Linked DNA regions of Homo sapiens: all the other regions are linked to region 3. The links are chromatin loops, found by intact Hi-C in ENCODE. Cell type or tissue: mammary epithelial cell. All regions are shown on one strand. Region 1 overlaps EFCAB7 (EF-hand calcium binding domain 7). Region 2 overlaps ITGB3BP (integrin subunit beta 3 binding protein). Region 3 holds the start of LINC00466 (long intergenic non-protein coding RNA 466). Region 4 overlaps ATG4C (autophagy related 4C cysteine peptidase).

What was found. Hi-C counts contacts between places; a loop is a spot of excess contacts. Peaks named below come from ENCODE experiments on the same cell type or tissue, not always from the same donor. Only the 100,000 strongest peaks of a DNase experiment are listed, where the experiment ranks them.
Region 1: it touches region 3 in a loop (8-fold over the local background); 30 of 110 quality-filtered maps call a loop at or near these places.
Region 2: it touches region 3 in a loop (11-fold over the local background); 32 of 110 quality-filtered maps call a loop at or near these places.
Region 4: it touches region 3 in a loop (7-fold over the local background); 4 of 110 quality-filtered maps call a loop at or near these places.

Annotation. Positions count from the first base shown.
Region 1 is chr1:63,535,203-63,540,202 of GRCh38, reverse strand. The region is part of intron 6 of EFCAB7 (EF-hand calcium binding domain 7); the gene reads right to left. It also overlaps the pseudogene RNU7-123P. Among named protein-coding and RNA genes, the nearest start is that of EFCAB7, 14 kb to the right of the region's middle. In mammary epithelial cell, a CTCF peak has its summit at 2,046; no DNase peak of the experiment used is centred here.
Region 2 is chr1:63,439,668-63,444,667 of GRCh38, reverse strand. It overlaps ITGB3BP (integrin subunit beta 3 binding protein), which reads left to right. Exons shown (of 9, transcript NM_014288.5): 9 at 3,565-3,898. Among named protein-coding and RNA genes, the nearest start is that of ALG6, 75 kb to the right of the region's middle. In mammary epithelial cell, a CTCF peak has its summit at 2,855; no DNase peak of the experiment used is centred here.
Region 3 is chr1:63,314,079-63,319,078 of GRCh38, reverse strand. It overlaps LINC00466 (long intergenic non-protein coding RNA 466), which reads left to right and starts at 1,822. Exons shown (of 12, transcript NR_038252.3): 1 at 1,822-2,021; 2 at 2,992-3,130. RefSeq lists a silencer at 1,497-1,676. In mammary epithelial cell, a CTCF peak has its summit at 1,977 (motif pointing left); a DNase peak (open chromatin) is centred at 1,928; H3K4me3 peaks cover 898 bases; H3K27me3 peaks cover 609 bases.
Region 4 is chr1:62,839,693-62,844,692 of GRCh38, reverse strand. It overlaps ATG4C (autophagy related 4C cysteine peptidase), which reads right to left. Exons shown (of 11, transcript NM_032852.4): 10 at 3,146-3,265. Among named protein-coding and RNA genes, the nearest start is that of ATG4C, 58 kb to the right of the region's middle. In mammary epithelial cell, a CTCF peak has its summit at 2,924 (motif pointing left); no DNase peak of the experiment used is centred here.

The sequences.
Region 1 (5,000 bases), 220 kb before region 3:
TTAGTAGAGATGGGGTTTCACTATGTTGGCCAGGCTGGTCTCAAACTCCTGACCTCAAGTGATCCGCCCACCTCGGCCTCCCAAAGTGCTGGGATTACAGGCGTGAGCCACTGCGCCTGGCCCAAGTTCAACTATTAATGATGAGTAATGATACACAGACTTTCATTTAGCTTCCCTGTAAATCTCTTGGATGGGCATATATATGGACTAACAACAGATGCTGGCATTACCTCAGACCCAATTGCCCTTAACATAATCAACATGACCTTGGATGGTGATGACTGCTAAAGAATAGAAATGAAAGAAATGTTATACAGCATTTAGACAAGTTACACTTTGAGACAGTTTGAATTATGATTCTGACATTAAATGGAAAACATTTAAATGCTTTCAATCAGTTTTGATTATAGCATCAGATGGAATTTCATCCAATATATTTTATATTTTTTATATTTACCTATTTGGAATGGTAAAGGATAATACTTTAGAATTACAGACTTATAAAAGTAGAAGAAATCTAAAAAGCAGTCTAGTCCAGACTTCTCTTTTGATTGACAAAAAAGTCTGAAAAATAAAGTGATATATGTGAACAGCTATAGTTCTCAATTGACTGCAGAACTAGAACCAAAAGCTAGGTCTCCTTACTTTCTCTCCAGTGTGTAAGTTATATTCTAAGTTCTGTTCTATTTCACATTTAAATATCTGCAGTGATTTTTTAAGCCAGTTTTTAAAATAAACTTTATGAATATATTACAATAAAGTATGGTAAGGCATTATCAATCGGGATTCCATACTTTTAAGGGTTAAGATAAACTTAATTATTTGGTTTTCTTACTTTAAAAATGTAGAATTTAGTAGCTGCAAAATTTCTTAAATTTGTACTGTAATCATCAGCACAGCAGCCCTACCCCCAGCTTTAAAAAAATGGTTAAATTAAGCTTTAAAAGATAATGTACTTTGCCTGGTACACTGGTAGTAAACATAATTTGTGCCATTTAGGAAACTCAAAGATTTCGGAAGAATTTTTCAATGTGCTGATGCTACCTCTGGGGCAGTGCCACAGATTAACAGGACATAGCTTTATAAAATTTAACTGGGGAACAAGTTAAACATTTTTATTATAAGTCTTTCCTAAGTACCATGTCTAGAAAATAATGCTATAATAGAAGAGAATTTGTGAGTTTCTTTGGAAAGACAGCCAAACTACATACTATAACATTAAATATGGATTAATATAGCTGGAAAATGGTAGAACAACAGTTATTAAAGTAAGACAAATACCACATTATTTATATCAACCAAACTTCAGTGTAATATACAGATCAATTTGAATTCTAAATAACTTCACTAGGAGAACTTATAGCTCCTACTGTTCAAAAGGAAACATTCAACTTAAGATCTGCCAGAGTTATTAAACATACAATGCTTACTCAACTTAAAATTTCTTTTCAAGGCTGGGTGCGGTGGCTCACGCCTGTAATCCCCAGCACTTTGGGAGGCTGAGGTGGGCAGATCACGAGGTCAGGAGTTCAAGACCACCTGGCCAATGTGGTGAAACCCTGTCTCTACTAAAACTACAAAAATTAGCCAGCGTGGTGGTGCACACCTGTAGCCCCAGCTACTCAGGAGGCTGAGGCAGGAGAATCACTCGAACTCGGGAGGCGGAGGTTGCAGTGAGCCAAGATGGTGCCACTGCACTCCAGCCTGGGCAATAGAGTGAGACTCCATCTCAAAAAAAAAAGAAAAAGAAAAAAAAATACCCTTTCAAACAAATAGACTTTCAATCATACAAAGCTTTTTCTCTAGGACCTAGACTAAAATGTTATGAACTAAAAGAAAAAATTACTGACAAATTGGCTGGCTCATTCAAATAAATCAGTTTGAAAGGATTATAGATTAAGCTGACAGTTTGAGTATTAAGAGAAAAATGAAAGAAGGTTGAGTTTTGAAAATAATTTTAGAATAAGAGTAAGAAATTCCATGTATGATATAATTTTTTGACATTATAAAGCAGAAATAAAATAATAGCTTGTAATTCTTATATAGGGCATGAGGTGGTGCTGTATTCTACCAATTCAGGTAAATTCATATAAGTGCAAACTGAACTGTTATTTCCTTTATTTGTCATATACAAATTTTACTTATTTTCATTCATAATATATAACGAAATGCTGAAAAGTACAAAACCAAATACTAAAGCAAAAAATTCTTGTTATCAAAACAAATACATCAGTATAGTCCCATTTTTCTTGGAACACTGTAGTGAATGAAAATGATTTGTTTTAACATACAAATTCTGTATTATTAAAATTTTCAGTGAGAAAGAATTATTAAGCAGTAGATCTGCCATAGATTTAGTCAGAGGAGGAACTCATCACTATCATTATCATCACTACTGCTTTTTATAAAGATTTCCTATGTCACATACTTATTAGGAAGCTATTTGCTTTGGGGTATGATAAGACAGGTAGGTAACCAGTTGTTGCACTTTTTGTTATTAAAGAATTGTAAACTATACATACTTAAAAAATAAAAGGTTAAATAGATAATTTATGGAGGGTAAAATTGATGTGGCCTGAAATCTAATTGACAGGTTGAACTGATCAACATTTTGAAAATGTGAGAAACTTATAAGAAAATTATTATCTGGAGCTTTCACAAAAAACAGATAATGAACCATTTGGAATTTCAAATGTTTTTATTTGTATTGCCATATATAGACATACACATAACATATAAATGGTATACAATGTAGATGCTATATATGTTTTGACATTTATAATATATAGGTTGTACAACATGTGTGTGATGTGTGTGCATATGTTGTACTATATATGAATAAAACATAAATGTAGGCATACTCTAAGAATCTGAATATAGGAAGTATTGCATCTCTGGAGTTTACAACTGATAGTTTGGGGCTTACTCTAATTCTAGACATGACTGGTCTTAGCAAGGAAGGTGAAGCTATTCCTCTCTGAAAGGAAAATTCCTGACATTCCTTGACCATCACAGAACCTAAGTAAATGGATAGAATTCGGGATTTTAAAAAGAATAATAATGCAGTAACTAAGTATGGCCAATGGAAAGTAATATGCGTATAGTACCTGTAAGGATCTTATTTTCCTTTTGTAATTCAAGTCCTTTACCAATTGTGTGGTTTTGTGGTTTAAAACATGGCTTACCCTTATCTATCACAACAATTTTCTAATTTCTGAAAAGTCCCTCCTTCTCTGTCCCAATTCCATACTTTTCTGTTCCACATGAAGTTGAGATACCCAAACTTGTTTAAAATAAATTTAAAGTATCTGGAAAATTAATTTAACAATCCTTTCAGTAATTTATTCTGTACATTCACAACCAAGTACTTTTCAGAATGGTTATAAAACCTCAGGAATATATGAAATTTATGAAATAAAAAAAGAAAACTTCAAGTATTACAGTTCTTTTAGAATTTGTCTAGCAGGTTCTCTGTTTTTCCAGAAAACCACCCAGGAAGAAACAAGACTTAAAGAAAAATGTGGCCAGGCGTGGTGGCTCACATCTGTAATCCCAGCACTTTGGGGGGCCAAGGCAGACGGATCACTTGAGGTCAGGAGCTCGAGACCAGCCTGGCCAACATGGTGAAACCTCGTCTCCACTAAAAACACAAAAATTATCCAGGCATGGTGGCATGCTCCTGTAATGCCAGCTACTTGGGTAGCTGAGGGAGGAGAATCACTTGAACCTGGAAGGTGGAGGTTGCACTGAGCCAAGATCCCACCTGCATTCCAGCCTGGGTGACAGAGTGAAACTCTTGTCTTAAAAAAAATGCATAAATAAATAAAGAAAAGAAAAATGTAAACAAAGAACTGAATGCTGCTGAATAACAAAAGAGTCACTTACTTAAAAAAATAATAATTTCAGCTCATCTAAGAAATAGATAGCAAGCAACAGTGGGCAATATCAAGATCCGAAACAGGATATTAAAAGGTAAGATATACAGAGCTATCAATTATTTCCAAAAGACATTACATTTTATATGAAACTCACAGTATTAAAAAGTTGACAGTATGCCCTTTTCTTTTAATCATTAAATTATCTTAGTACCTTTTACCTAATTCCCAATTATCATCCACACCATTCCCTGCTCTTGACTTACATACAAAACTTTAGTCTCTTTGTTAAATAATCGTTATGACTTACAGACTAATTTTGGCATTTTTCTATTACACCTGCCCCTATCGTATTACATTAAGTACTATCCTAGGCCAAGTTATCATCACTTTATATTTGGAAAACTCTATCGGCCTCTTAGATGGTGTCTCTGAGGTCTCTATATATAACACAACAGTAGATTAACTTTTCTTAAACTATACTTTCATCATGTCGTTCCCATACAAGCATCCAGTTATTTCTTCGTTCTATAATAATATTAATACTAGTATTTATTAATGTCCTTTGTATATAATAAATAGTATTAACATTATTAACACTATTCTTTATTAATGTCCTTGGCATTGTGCTAAATGCTTTACATATGTTTACATACGATTTAAATCTTTCCAAAGCACACTAAATATAATTACTCCCTATTTATAGGTAAGAAAACTGAAACTCTGAAGGGCTGCTGACAAATTCACCCAAGATCACACAGTTATTAAGTGATAAAGCTAAGATTCAAGCCCAGGTAGATCTCTACCCAAAACTCTAGATCACTAATCTAATCAACATCTAGAACACTGGCACACAGTAGTCATTCAATAAATATTTGTTGAATAAATGAATGAATAAATACTATGCTATAGTGTAGCATATACCAAGGTAGTCCTTGGTATACTGTTAATAGTCAAATGAAAATTTATATTTTTAAATTCAAGCTCATATTTTACACTAAGCAAAATAACTGGCACACATTACATGCTTAGTGAATATTTGTTGAATTGAACTAAATTTTAAAAATTATATTGGTATGAGCCCAACTAATGACACAGAGACAAAGTCTTACTATAACTTAACAT
Region 2 (5,000 bases), 130 kb before region 3:
ATATATATATATTGTAATAGGAGATATATATATATCTCCTATATGTAATAGGAGATATATATATATTGTAATAGGAGATATATATATATCCTATTATGTAATAGATTATATATGTCCTATATGTAATATCCTACATATATGTACATATATACATATATATCCTATATGTAATATATATATCCTATATGTAATATATATATCCTATATGTAATATATATATAGGATATATATATCTTATATATATCCATCCACATACACTTATATTCATTCATTATAAGGTTACCATTTTACAAAATTTCTGACCCATGAAAATCCAACAGAGAACATATTAGGTGGTGATCATAGATACATCGTCACAGTTACACATTTAGTAAATGAACGTGCAACATTTAGTGTTTGATAATCTCTGTAATAAACTTACAGGGAATTCAGAGTACTGAGAATAGCTTTGTGTTAATGGATTTTAGTAAAGATAACCACATTTTGGGGTGTTCTTTTGAGTCTTTGAGTAATACTTTCAAGAAACTGGAAAGAATTAAGGTTGAGCTACCAGTCAACTTCCCTTTCAGTGAGAAGCAAAAGAGCAATGACAGTGAAATTAAGTGACTTCACCTTTGAGGCATTTCCCTCAGTTCTGCCTTTCACCATGTTTTCATCTCACTTTGAGCATTTCCTTCATTATCTCCTTCGTTCCCTGACTTTTCACTTTAGTGTATATGGTTTCCAAATTATTATAGTCTCCTGGGCTATAAACCCACAATCTCAGCTGCCATACAATGTCCCCCAAGTATACTGATTTCATCATTTCCCCTCCAAAGATGTTTTTCTTCTACCTTTCTAGGGATTATATCATTCCATTGGTCAAATTCTCTCTCTCTTTGTCCCCACATCCAAACGCTGCCAGATTATATTACTTCTGAGAATGCTTAATTCTCCTTTCCACACCCACTGTACCAGTTTATTTCTCCATTACCTCTCTTCCAGATTATCATTGTCCCTATTGTAACCTACCTGTCTGCACTTTGGTCCCTTTCCCCTACAGCCTATCCTGCTACTGGACAAATGTATGCTTTAGAAGGTATCACTCTACCATATGTATGATAAAATCCAAATTTAAACTGACATTCAGGAGTCTCCCTGATCTGCCCACAGCTTACCTTTCCAGTTTCTTCATTGTGCCTTATTCATTCCAGATTACTTGCCATTTCTCAGACACCTTCCCCAGAAAGTGCCTTTCTCATGTCCTTACCTTGGGTCTTGTCTGCTCAACCTAGCATGCCTTTTCCCTCATTATTGTCAAAATTTTACCCGTCTTTCAAAACCTGCTTAGAACTCATCTTCTGCATAAGCTTCCCCAAATCCCTCTCCCCCATATTCTCTCATTGCTCTTTTGTATATTTGTCATAGCTGCCTGACTGGTATGCGTAAGGGAGGATGTGAATGAAACTCCTGATTTTGTCCTTATGCCCTAGAAACCTGACAGTACTCCTGATATCACCGTGGCCAACTTCCCTACCTGCACAACTGCTCCAGCCCTCTGTCACACTTCAGTGATTATTCCTCTTGACCTGTAATTGTTCAGTGGGGAGGACTGTCCCATACAGATTCACTCCCAGAGCCTTTAAAAAGTGAAGCCTTTGTGAAACAATGCTAGAATAAGAGAGAAAGTAAGGGTGACAGCAACCCAGAGGCCACAGCCAGAGTGCTAAGACCATCAAAAGATGGGAAGAGAAAAACATTTTGGCTAATGATAACGGGATATTGGGATACTTTAGTAACAATGTGGATGAATCACTTGGGTAACACAAGGATGAGGCTTAGTATGAACAAAGCGCTGTGTATTATGACAGTTTGAAACCTAATAAGGACACAAAATATAAGGCAAGTTATGATAAATGATACAAGTTCAGACTCTTCTAAGTTCTGGCCAATAACAAGTACAAACAAGGATTGTGCATCCAATGAGGATCAAAGTATCAACTTGATTGGTGGTGGAATTGATAACCCCCAACATGGCAGGCTCTCTAGTAGAAGCTTGGGGTAACTAAGGTAGATTGCCTTAAAGCAGAAATGCAACCTCTTCTTTCTCACACTAAGTTTAAATCTTGAATTCTGTGCACTTTACTGAACCTAAAAGCTGGATCTTTTAAATAGACCCCCAAGTCCGTGTGACTGTTAATGCTGTGAAGACCACAAGCCTGCCTTTTACATGCTTGACTGCAGGTCAGCACAATAGAATGGGTTGGTCTCCCTACTACATGAAATTAGGAAGTATTATAATAAAAAAGGTCCACTGGGATTGAGAGTAGACAGTGATAGGGAAACTACAAGGAGGGAAGAATTTGTGTAATGTTACTAGTAAAATGTAGACCAATGAATGTTCTGGACTTTGGCCAATCAAATTTGTCACACTTCCATGGAGTACAGAGGAAGAGTTGACAGAAGTTTCTTCCCCTTCAGACTGAGAAGTATTATTCTCTACTGTAAGTACCAAATGAAGAATAAGCAGTGTTATGGGAATTCACAGCAGACAGATCACCTCAGGATGGGATTATCTGTTTGTTTGTTTTTGTTTTTTAAAGACAGGGTCTCGTTCTGTCGCCCTGGCTGGACTGCAATGGTGCAATCATAGCTCACTGCATCCTTGACCTCCTGGGCTCAAGCAGTCCCTCTGCCTTGGCCTAGGAGTACAGGCATGAGCCACCACCCCCAGCCTTATTAGGTCATTTTTAAAGATCTCTTCCCACATGCCCTGTGGTAATGTATGCCATTAGTTGCCAAAGGCTGCTTCCTTCAAGGGCTTTCTCTCACAGAAGGATTCTAAGGCTGAAGAGACATGAGCCTCTACCACCACTAGGAGTCCCCAGAGGGACATATTCTGAATAGGAATCTGTCATAGTAAATACTGTCTTTTGGGCGGGGGGCAGCTGTTGGAGGAAACACCTGCTGAAAGGCCCCTAAGGCTTATAGACAAAGGCATGTAAATAAGTTTTCTGTAGGCCCTGTTGGAGTTTTAAAATTCTCTGAGAAGTATCTCATGTAAGTATGGTCACATAAGGTAAAGAATACTGAGTGCTATGTCAGAGTAGTCATATTGACAGTTACTAGTGAAGATAATCAAAAAGCAAATAAGGCCGGGCACAGTGGCTCATGCCTGTAATCGCAGCACTCTGGGAGGCCGAGGTGGGCAGATCACGAGGTCAGGAGTTCAAGACCAGCCTGGCCAACATAGTGAAACCCCGTCTCTACTAAAAATACAAAAATTAGCTGGGTGTGGTGGCACACACCTGTAGTCCCAGCTACTCAGGAGACTGAGGCAGGAGAATCACTTGAACACGGGAGGCAGAGGTTGCAGTCAGCCGAGACCATGCCACTCCACTCCAGCCTGGGGGAGAGTGAGACTCCGTCTCAAAAGAAAAAAGCAAATGAGAGGTTGCCAGCAGCATCTAACTAAACTAGGTACCAAACTAGATTGTTATTAGGTGTTAAAATCACTTCTTAAGTCATGTATGACGTGCATGTTAACTAATTCTTGATAATATAATTATCTTTTATATCTCACAGGCATTAAGAAGAAATGCACTCACCATGAGCACCAACTTCTGCATCTGCCTGATCATATTTAAAGGAACAGAGAAATATTTGTAATTAATCTGCCCAGTAAATACCAGCTCGTAGCAGTTGGCAGGTGCATGTCTAGATAAAATTTCTTGCAGCTAATTTAAACTTTCTACACGCACCAGTAGATAATCTCAATGTAAATAATACATTTCTTCTTGGCTCTTTAATGTAAGCCAACATGGAGAGGAAGATCTTGACTTATATTCTGTACCACATACACTTCTGTGGACTTTTAGCATTTGTGGGTAGACTTAATAAAGCATGTATAAAAGTGGCACCTTTGGTAGAACTCTGTGTTTTTCTGAAATTCAGATTAAATGTAATGATGAGTGGAATTAAGTACCAGTTTTCCCATTTAAAGCCCCAGCTGCTTATTAATTTATAGATTCTGTAGAAATTTTTTTAAAGATTTATCTAGTCTATTGTGTAGCCTCTATCTCAGGAGTGAGTTTTTATTTTCCTATGCTTATAGAGAAAAAAACATTTTCAAGGTTTTAAAATTTTACACCATTTATAAAATATTAGAGTGTATTTTTTCAGTACAAATGTTTAAAATATGAAGTTTTTTTTGAACTAAACTACAAAGAGTACTGAATTTAAAGAAAAGACCTTTATTAAGGGGCAATATGTGATCCATTCCAAATTATTTTGAAATATTAAATTTCAGTTATTCTGTGGTGTTTTCTGTCATCATCATGTTTTTGTTGTCACTCCCAAAATAAAGGGGAGGAGGGAATCACAGAGTATGTTATCTTGATAGTGAAACCTCTGCTTTTCTTGACCATTTCTGTAAGGAAAACTGCTACTCCTTTGGTACTTGCCCTAAGTTTTAACAAAATTAGTAGAAAATATTACCATGTCATTTGAATATATCATGAAAAATGAAAACTACATGAAAATCTGAAACAAAATATAACAAGTTAAGGTTGAAAATTTTCCACTGCGTGCAATGGCACAAGCCTTTAATCCCAGCTACTACTCTGGAGGCTGAAACAGGAGGATTGCTTGAGCCCAGGAGTTTAAGACCAGACTGGGCAACACAGCAAGACACCTATCTCAGAAAAAAAGAAAATAATTCACTTTCCACTTAGAGAAATTTTAGATTCACCTTTTTAAAATGAAAGGTTTTTAAAAACTGTTACTATAAATTATATAAATTACCTTCATTAATTATGTTCTTCATACTGTTTAAGAAATTTATTCTGATACAGTGCTTATAATAGGATGTTACCAAAAATATACTAAAAAAGGATTATTATAGCATTGAAAACTAACCTTAGGTTATAAGCCAAAACATTTTATAAAGTAATCTATGTTAGTCAGGTAATACAGAGTTAAGAAGTAGATTGGTTTCATATATAATTCAAGTTATATAGGTA
Region 3 (5,000 bases):
CGTCTCCAGGGGAGGGGAGATTTAGTGTGTGCGTCCAGTGGGGGGATGGGGGGGAAGAAATGGATAGAAAAATTTATGATGGAGAAAGGGAAATTAATTACAGCTCATTTTGGGTTCTTAGGTGGTCAACACTGGAGGAGGGGCACGGTTAGAGTGCGGAAGGCGGGAATTGCCCACCTACCCCTCACCAGGCCCAAGTGAACCCATATGCCTCTTTTCTCCTCTTTTAAGTCAGAGACAGTGCCAGTGGCTTGAATAAGTCGTTGGCGCGATGTGAGATAGAATCATCATGCCCGCGCGCGGGTGCACTTTTCTTACAATACGGGGAGTTGGGACCAGGTTCCGCGGAGTGAAGGGCGCGTCCCCCACCAAGAGTAGTTACTCTTTGTCCAAGAGGGAGCAAAACGTGGGTGGGACTATTAGAAAAATTCCCCTCCTTTCTCCCCAACACCCCCGCGCCCGCAACAATCAAAGTCTGCTGCTTCTTGAAAATCTTCATAGATTTGTTAAACTATTACCGGCCTCTTTGTCTGGATGGCCGCCACCAAGGAAGGTGGGAAAGGGCAGAGGTGGTACCCAAGGCCCCAACCCACCCAGATTACTTCCATTTCCCAAAGCGGGGGATTTTCAACTCTCTTACCCACCACTACCCCCTTGTATACCTCTCCGGATCTTTTCGGGGTGGAAAAAAAGAGGCTATTTTAATGTTCTTGTTTGGATTTGCATCTCAAAACTTCATTTATTTTCAAGATGTCTGCCACTCAGGGTCCACGCCAAGGCGTGCCTGTAAATGGCGAGAGACCAAAAGGAAAGGAGGAGAGAAAGAGGAAGAGAGAGAGGATGGTTTCGAATTTATTTATATTGGAAATATATAAACATCCATTCTGTAAAAGGCAACACGTTTAATTAACGATGAGAGAGCAGTTAGGGGCAGAAAGCTAGTAAAATTGTGTGATAAATTTATGGCATTGTTAGCGTGCTTTTAATTATGGCTATTATGTTAATTATTTCACATTAGCATGGAGTTATCAGCAGCATGTCGGATTTAATAAAAACGAGCCTTTCTCTCGAAAATTGTTCTTTTCATCCACGAGGAGAAAGGTCCTGGACAGGATCGGGGCTTAAAAATGACTTGGCATTGAAAGCCGGAGTCTTTCTGACACCGTTTGGAGCGATGCGGCCAGGCCCGGCTGTCCGCTGGGTCCCTCCAGGCTACCGGCAGCTCGAGGAGGAGCCCAGGGCTGGGTTTTTAGGAATTCACCATTTTCACCCCCTTCGGAGCCGACACTTCATCATGCGAGATCATTCTGTCAAACAATATGATGCTGCTCATTTTTATCTGTCCCGCTTTACAAAATCCCCATTCAGCCGGCCGAGGAGCAACAAAAGCCTCTGAGCAGCTCCGCAGCCACTGGCGGCCACAGCCTCCCCGGCGCGCGAGAAAGGCGAGAGGGGCCGAGGAAAGCAGGCGGCGGGCGCGCGCCCCTCTCCGCCGGAGGGAACGCTGCCTGCCGGGGCCTGCCAGCCCAGGTGTCGGGTCCTCGGGTGTGGCCCGGGCGGGACACGCCTCCCTCAGGCCCGCGCCCGCCCTCGGCCTCCCTGCAGGCGCCGGGCGAAAGCCCCCAATCCCTCCCCTCAAGCGACTCGCCCACCCAGGCCACATCGATTCTTTAATCACCGCCGATCGATTTATTGGGAGCAAATAAATAGACCGTTTTGGAAACGTTTCAATTGCTGGCTTGACGGTTGGGGCGCTGACGCGGGAGGGCGGGCAGGGCCGTGGGGCGCGCGCGGGAAGGGACTTGTGGGAAGGAAGGGAGCGGAAAGGCCGAGCGCCACCCGCCCCGGGAGTCTCCAGAGCAGCGCGCGGGGCAGACCTCCTCGGGTCCTCCGGCGCTTCGGTCTCCGGAGACGCCCGGCCTCCTGAAGGGTTCGGCTTGTCCTCCTCTGGCGCTCAGCTCCCTCTGGCGGCCGGGCTGGCAGGACCTCAGCGCCCAGCCCTTCCGTCTTGTTACGTCCAGGCAAGTTGGCCTGGCTTTCGGATGCCTCTGGACAGTCCCCGTCCAGGCCCGCGACCCAGCCCGAATGGAGGCCCCGGGGCCCACAGAGCGCGGCCTCCCAGGCCTTCCAGCCCTGGCTGCGGACGCCGCAGCCTTCTCGCCCCTGGGCCGGACGCGGCCTTCCTGCCCAAGACCACTGGGGCCCCCGCCCCTCCCGGGACAGGGCTGTGGACAGGCCAGCTGCTGCCTTATTTTTAGCGCCATTCCATTCGCGCGGTTATATTTAACTCGACCCACTCCTCCGAGGAGGTCGCTCGGACATCGAATTCTCCACATCGCAGCTTGGGCCTGCCCGCCTTGCCTCAGGGGTAGTTCCTCAAGGGACAGATTGGAAAACCCCTGCTTAAGAATCCTTGACATATCTGGAGCTTGGAGAGGACGGGACTGGGGGAGAGATCTGGTTCTAGGGGCAGTGGCCACCGCGCCTGCAGTGCACTGCGTGGGGATTCCGCCTTGTGTGGGGCGGGGGAGGGGAGGAAGGGACAGGATCAGTCCTGTGGGAAGGATTCTCTGCGGGGAGTATTGTGTCCATTTCCTACTTCTGCATGACTCAGAACACTAGGTGACCTGGAAGACCTCTCACGACCCTGCCCTTGGAAAAGTTTATCATTTAGCGTGAGTGCAGGAATCCCCTCTTCTCTACCCTCCAGTGCACCCAACGGGATATTTGATTTCAATGGTATGTTAGCTCCTTAGTTCCAGCCCAGTCTTCCCTTGGCAAAATCTTAAAAAGACCATGCCAAAGGCTCACTCACATCCTGGGGAAAGGACCCACTTGGATAACATACGGAAACACCATTGTGATACACGCTTTATTCACACAGAATGTCAGTTAGCAAACAATGCAGAAGTCATGTACTAAAGGTACACTAACAGATGTGACATGGATCGCGGATATCGAAACACATTTTTTTGTTTTTCTTTGAGACAGGGTCTCACTCTGTGTCTCAGGCTGGAGTACAGTGGTGCAATTGTAGATGGCTGCAGCCCTCGACCTCCTGGGCTCAAGTGATCCTCCTGCCTTAGCCTCTCGAGTAGCTGGGAGTACAGATGCACACCACCACACCCAGGTAATTTTTTATTTTTATTTTTTGTAGAGATGGGATCTCGCTCTGTTGCCCAGGCTAGTCTCAAGCTCTTGGCCTCAAACGATCCTCCCACCTCAGCCTCTCAAAGTGCTGGGATTAAAGGTGTGAACCATCCTGCCAGGCCAAAACACATTTTAAAAATTTAAATTCTTCTAACATTTTTAAAGAAACAAGTTTTCCTTGGGTCAAAGCTGCCTTTTTTGGTAACTCTCATTTTAATCCAAAATTTCTTGGATTTAAGTCATACCCACAGCTGAATTCAGGGGGAGAGGATATATAAGTATACAATATATATTTATTTACTCATTTATTCCTTATTAGTAATTTATTGAACTGTTGTAGACCTGGAAAGTACCAGGAATGAAAAGAAGAATTAAACCCAAGGTTCCTTAAGGAAGAACCAGGCAAGAGAATCAGTGTTTGTCATGCAGGTTGATAGGTGCCATGGCAAGGGGAAACAGCGCAGAGGAGGGCCTTTCTCACTGGGTAGGGATAGAGAAAGTGTGAAGCCTTCAATACGGAAGATGCTACTGACCAGCTACCTCTGACTTTAGGGGTTTTCAGGGGAGATTGGGGAGAAGTAAGTTAGAACCCGGGATACTTTGGGAAAAGAAAGTGCTAAGTTGGATGCCTAATGGTACTTCTGGACAGCCAGAAAGTACTTGGTCTCAAGGGAAATGGACAATAGATGTATGATAAGGAAACAGAAAGGGATGGAAGAAGAGAGAAGGGAAATGTAAAAATTGAAATTTGCTTAGACATTTTGTCTAGGTATAGTACATTTAGACTACATGGAAGTATTTGACTAACAAACACATGGAAGAAATTTAAAAGGGAACGTAGATAAAGGAAAAGATCCTTTGAAAAGAAAATATTCAAAAGGCTAGTTGTTAGACCCAGCTGTTTTTCTAACCTTATCGTATTCATCAAGGGCCAGACACTGGAACCACAAAGGTGAGTAAGAAGATAGATTCCACCTTTAGAATGTTAATTCCAGAAGGGCAGGAATTTTTATCTGTTCACTGTTGTATCCCTAGCCTCCAGCCAAGTACTAGTGGTGTAGGGGTGGAGGTGTGGCTCAATAAATATTGCTTGAATAACCCGATCAGTAAGACACATTCTCACTCTAATGGGGGACTTATTCAGGGAAGTCCATAGCTAAAATGTAGTGTGATGAGTTATAAATATATGATAGAATGTTACAGGAGCGCAAAAGAAACATAACTAACTCTGCCTGGGAAAGAGAATAGGTGGGTAGGAAGGTTTCCCTAAGAAATAATACTTGAACTGTCCGGCGCGGTGGCTCACGCTTGTAATCCCAGCACTTTAGGAGGCCGAGGCGGGCGGGTCACGAGGTCAGGAGATCGAGACCACAGTGAAACCCCGTCTCTACTGAAAATACAAAAAATTAGCCGGGCGTGGTGGCCGGCGCCTGTAGTCCCAGCTATTCGGGAGGCTGAGGCAGGAGAATGGCGTGAACCCGGGGGGCGGAGCTTGCAGTGAGCAGAGATTGCCCCAATGCACTCCAGCCTGGGCTACAGAGCGAGACTCCGTCTCAAAAAAAAAAAAGGAAATAATATTTGAGCTGTTGTGAATGATAAGCAGCAGTTAGGTAAAGAAAAAGAGGAACAGAGTTCTGGGAAAAGAAAGAGAACACAGCACGAGTAAAGACACAGATTTATGCAAGACACGAGGAGCAGCATATAGTTTGGTTTAACTGAAATGAGATAAGGGAATGGCCAGAGTAAAATAATAAAGACTCTTGAATACTGGGCTGAAGAGCCCAAAGTTATTAAGAAGCCAGTAAAGTCTTTAACTGATTGGCATGATTGAAATAAAATTTTGGAACTAT
Region 4 (5,000 bases), 470 kb after region 3:
GGAAGATAACACACTTATTAATTATATATATAACTTTCTTAAGCTCAGTGGTAACACATGGGTATTTACTATATTATTCTCTATATTTCTGTATGCCTGAAATTTTAAAATTAATTTAACAAAATCAACATATTACTAAAGTACAACTTCTTCAGCTTTAATTCAAGACTCTCCATAGTATTATTCTAATCTACTTTTCTAGACTCTTCCTTCAGTATTTCCTATAACAGTGTTTCCCAAAACTCAGAGACTTATATACCCCTTTCACTATCATGATTAATGAATATTTTTCTTTTCATCATTTTTAACCTAAATAGCCTTGTACAAATCAATAAGTCACACATTTAATATGCCAGTTAATGTTAAGTATTAAAATGTTTGTCCTAGTGCCACCTAAAAACAACATCAAGTGTCACATCTTGGGTTGCCCTGTCTTATGCAAGTGGTTCTCAAATTTGGCACACAAGACTGTGTGGGAGGCTTGCCAGAAATGGAGACTCCCAGGCCACACCTTTAGGGATTTTGATTCAGGCAGTAGAAGCAGAAACCCTGCCTAATATGAAGCCTTGGCACCTACCAAGTTGGACTACTTGCCATTCTCTAGACAAACTCTCCACTTTCCTTCTATACTTTTCCTTTTGGTATTTCCTCAGCTTGAAGTAACCTTCTCTTTCCCTAAGCCAGTAGAAATTAAGCCTATACTTTAAAGCCCTTCTTAAATATGACCATCACAATAAAGTACTTTGACTTAGATGTGACATCTCTCTCATTTCAACCCTCTTCTTTCCTCTATCAATTTATTTCTATTTCCATATGGATGCTTACCATATTCAATGTAATATATGTCTACTTGTCTTATTTCCCCTACTGAAGTATAAACGTTACTTGAGGATGGAAGTTTTACACCTTGTTCAAAAGCAGAGATTGTATCTTGGTCATTTTGTGCTCTGTATATGATAGTTATGCAGATACTTGCTAGACTGAATTCTGCTAAACACTGAATTGGTTTAACAATTTTTATTAATATTTTAAAATCATATAGCATAAGGAGTTATTCGTTCATAGGGTATTACGAATTAAACATGAGACTCTAGACTACCAGCTTCATTTTCAAAATGAGAAAACTGAAAAGATACATCTTATACAGAAACAAATAATTTTAAGTTATTTTAATTTTTAAGGGTTAAAAACAATGATTGAACTAAAACTGCCAAATTCAGTTTTTAAGAAAAAAAGGCAAGTGCTTAACTTATAACCTTCCAGGCAAAAGAAACTGTGTCATTAACTGACATGGTGAGTTTTTGATACTGCTACAAAAAGCTATTGACTTAAGAAGAACACTATTATTAAAGCAAAGTTAATTGATTCTTACAAAATTCTCAGTACTTCCAAAAGACATTTCAACATAATTTCTCTTTGCCTTAATGCATATTATTCTGATGCTCAAGAATAATAATTTCTAAGTATTTTTCCAATGTAAAAGCCATAAGTGTCTTTAATTAGAAAATATCAGCACACATTTTTTAATTTTGCTTTTTTTTTTAATTTGGTAATAATAATCTGGTTTGTTTCTATTCCAGGAGTAAACTGCTTTACTGTTTTAAACATATTTATTTTCATCCAGATAGAAAATACATGAATGGAAACAGGGAAATGGGACTTTTTAATGGAAAATGTTCATCAACATCAATAAATATCACAATATCACCTGTATTTGTATACTTTAGCATATACATGATACTTTGTAGAGACAAAGAACTGTCAAACTAAAATATACAAATGCATATACTAATTTCCAGTAATAGGAGGAAAAATGAAAAATATATATTTTGTTATGTTCACCTGGCCTTCCATGTTGAAAAAGGAGAATGAAAAGAGAACAACTGTGAGAAATGAAGAATATGGAATGGTTCCCACATATCTCATTTGTTCCTTTCCTCATTCATTTTCCTGCCACATTCCTGCTAAATTTCCTCTTTCATATGGCAGGTCAAGTAAACTAAATCTAGCTTATATGAAACGTTTTATTTTTTATCATTCCATTTTTACATTGTAAAAATAAAATTTCAACTTACTATGTCCACTTTCCTGAATAAAATTAACTGGAAATAAAGCAGTAATAAGTTACTATTATATATAAGTTCCAGTGAAGAATTCTGAGGTCAGGAGTTCGAGACCAGCCTGACCAACATGGAGAAACCCCGTCTCTACTAAAATTACAAAATTAGCCAGGCATGGTGGCACATGCTTGTAATCCCAGCTACTCAGGAGGCTGAGGCAAGATAATTGCTTGAATCTGGGAGGCAGGGGTTGCAGTGAGCCGAGATCGCGCCATTGCACTCCAGCCTGGGCAACAAGAGTGAAACCTAGTCTCAAAAAAAAAAAAAAAAATTCCCAAAAATGACGAGTATTGGTCTTACATACCATAAAATGATAGCCTAACTACTGGTACAAATAAAGAGCTATCAAACTATGTGTATTTCTTTAAAAAGCAGTCTTTTTTTATTTTCTAAAATACTACATAGAGACAGATATTAAGGTTCCATAAATGTTTTAGCAGTACTCAAGGACCAAAAAAATGTAGAAGTATAAATGTAATGAGAAGAAGTTAAATAAACCTCTTTCAAGGATCCTATAAGTAGAATAGATCAGATTAGACAAGCTTACTGAAAGGTAAAAACACAGCTCATTTGATAAAGCAGTTCTGAGAAATCCAAAAATACCATTTCTCTTTTTAAAAAAATCAAAGAAGCACTTGGACTAACAAGAAATAATGCACAATTTGGCTTGATCAAATACTTCATTAATTTTTTTCCTACCCCTAAGGGATTGCCCTTTTAAAATCTTCTTCAAATAGAATATAACCTAATTGCTTGGACCGGTCTAGCGTTTGCAACAGGATTTTTATTTCAACAGTGCCACCTAGTGGACCAATCAATACTTTCAACTTGTCACTAGATTTCATTTGCCTCAAACGCTAAGATTCCTCAAATGGCTTTATTTTTCAATTCACAATACTCCTAATAATATTAACATTCAAGAGGAAATTTTATAAAAAATTATAATTTACAGGTTTTTGCTTTCTGACAGTCTGTTTCTAATAAAATTAGGTCATTTACAAATATAATATTTTAAATAAAGATACCTTGGTGATTTCTTCAGAAGCTCGTTTGAAGTCCTGAACATTTCGACAGTAAAATCCTATTGTACAGCTGGGATCCATTTTTCGAAAAGACATCTTTTTGGGAGAAGGGCAGTGGAATGTCTGTAATTTTTAAAGTTCTTTAGGATTAATTTATCTTTGATAGACAAGTATATATAAAACTATTATTTAAAATTTTCTATCTAGCTTTTTCCCATCACTATAAACATGATTTTCAAATGGTGTTTTAGTTCATCCTACGCAGATGGTCCTCTCCACTCTGCAAAACTGTAAAATATAAGAGCCAACATTTTTATATATTTAATTCACCAAATTTCAACCTTTTGTGATATTAGTGCCATTCTGCAAAAGAAAGGAAGTGTGTCAAAAGTGGTATGCATTTCTAACACTTGAAAACATGAAAAAGACATGAAAAAAGTATGAGGCTTAGAATCAAGTTAGCCATTTCTATTAAAATGCAGTTAAGTCTGTTTTGTTGGAGATTTTGGGTTAATGTTTATAAACCTTTTAACAAGGATATCGAGACTTTTTAAACAAATACACAGACTCAGGTAAATGTTCTATATTGACATAAAAAGAGGTCAACTTGAGGGTTTTAGCAATTCACACAATTAGTACATAACTGCGTATTCTTCAACTTTCTCTTTGAGTGTGCTTTAATTCTTGTTTCTTCTCAGGGAACAGGCTGGAACAGGTGAAACCATTCCATTATGGTCCCTGCCCTCTTTCTCATCAGTCCTTTTGTCTCTTTAGTTCACTTTTCTCCAATAGACACAGTGCCACAGATATAAATGGGCTGGGGAGGCTGCCCTAGTTTCTCTACTGTCTTGCTAATGGATTTGGCTGTTAGTAGAGTTTGGCATCTTTAGGGAATACAAAAGTAGAAAAAGGGCAGAATATAAAAGTAATCACTGCAATCTTTTTGTTCCTCACAATCACACCTTAGTACTATGTTTAAAAATTTTTTTAATGCTTAAATGCTTAGCCTGTCCTTAAAAATCACTGAAGTGACCAAGTCTTTTTCTGTATGTAGAAAAAATAAGTTTGTGTTAAAAAGAACATAAGACTGTATATTCATATTTATATAAATAAACTAAGGATATACAAAAATTAACAAGTCTGTGGTAAAGGGAGAGAACTGGGCAGATGGGAGATAAGTGTGGGAAATTTTTGAATTAAAGAACAAGCTCAATTAAGAAATAATCTAGGAGCTGGGTGCTGTGGCTCCCATGTACAATCCCAGCTATTCAGGAGCCTGAGGCAGGAGGACTGCTTGAGCCCAGAAGTTTTGAAGCTGCAGTAAGATATGATCGTGCCACTACACTTCAGCCTGGGCAAGAGGGCAAGACTCCAACTCCATTAATGGGAGGGGAGGGGAGGGGAGCTGGATTTGAGCTCATAAAATTATAGTTTCCCTACATTCAATGCCTAAAACTAAGGGATTTTTAACTTCATGCTATCTATTAAAGTGTGGAAAAAATAAGTTGTCATATTTGTTATGTTCATGGTGAAATCAATTAAAATCACTCTTTCTCTCCCTGTACATCCTAGTGACCCAATTTGTATCCCGTATCATCACCAAAAGATATGCAAAATATATACATTCAAGCTGCTTTTTTTTCCAATGAAAAGTTCAACTGCATATTAGATTCAAATCCAACAATATGTCACTCAATATAGGGCAAAATATGAGTTTTCAAAACTATGACTTCTGCAAAATGCTTAGCTAACTTACTTTATATACTGAGATTCAACCTAGCTAAACTGGAACCTCCATGGCACTAGTCAATACAAGTATAATCTTAGTTGGACTTTTTCTAACATTGATCTACCTGTT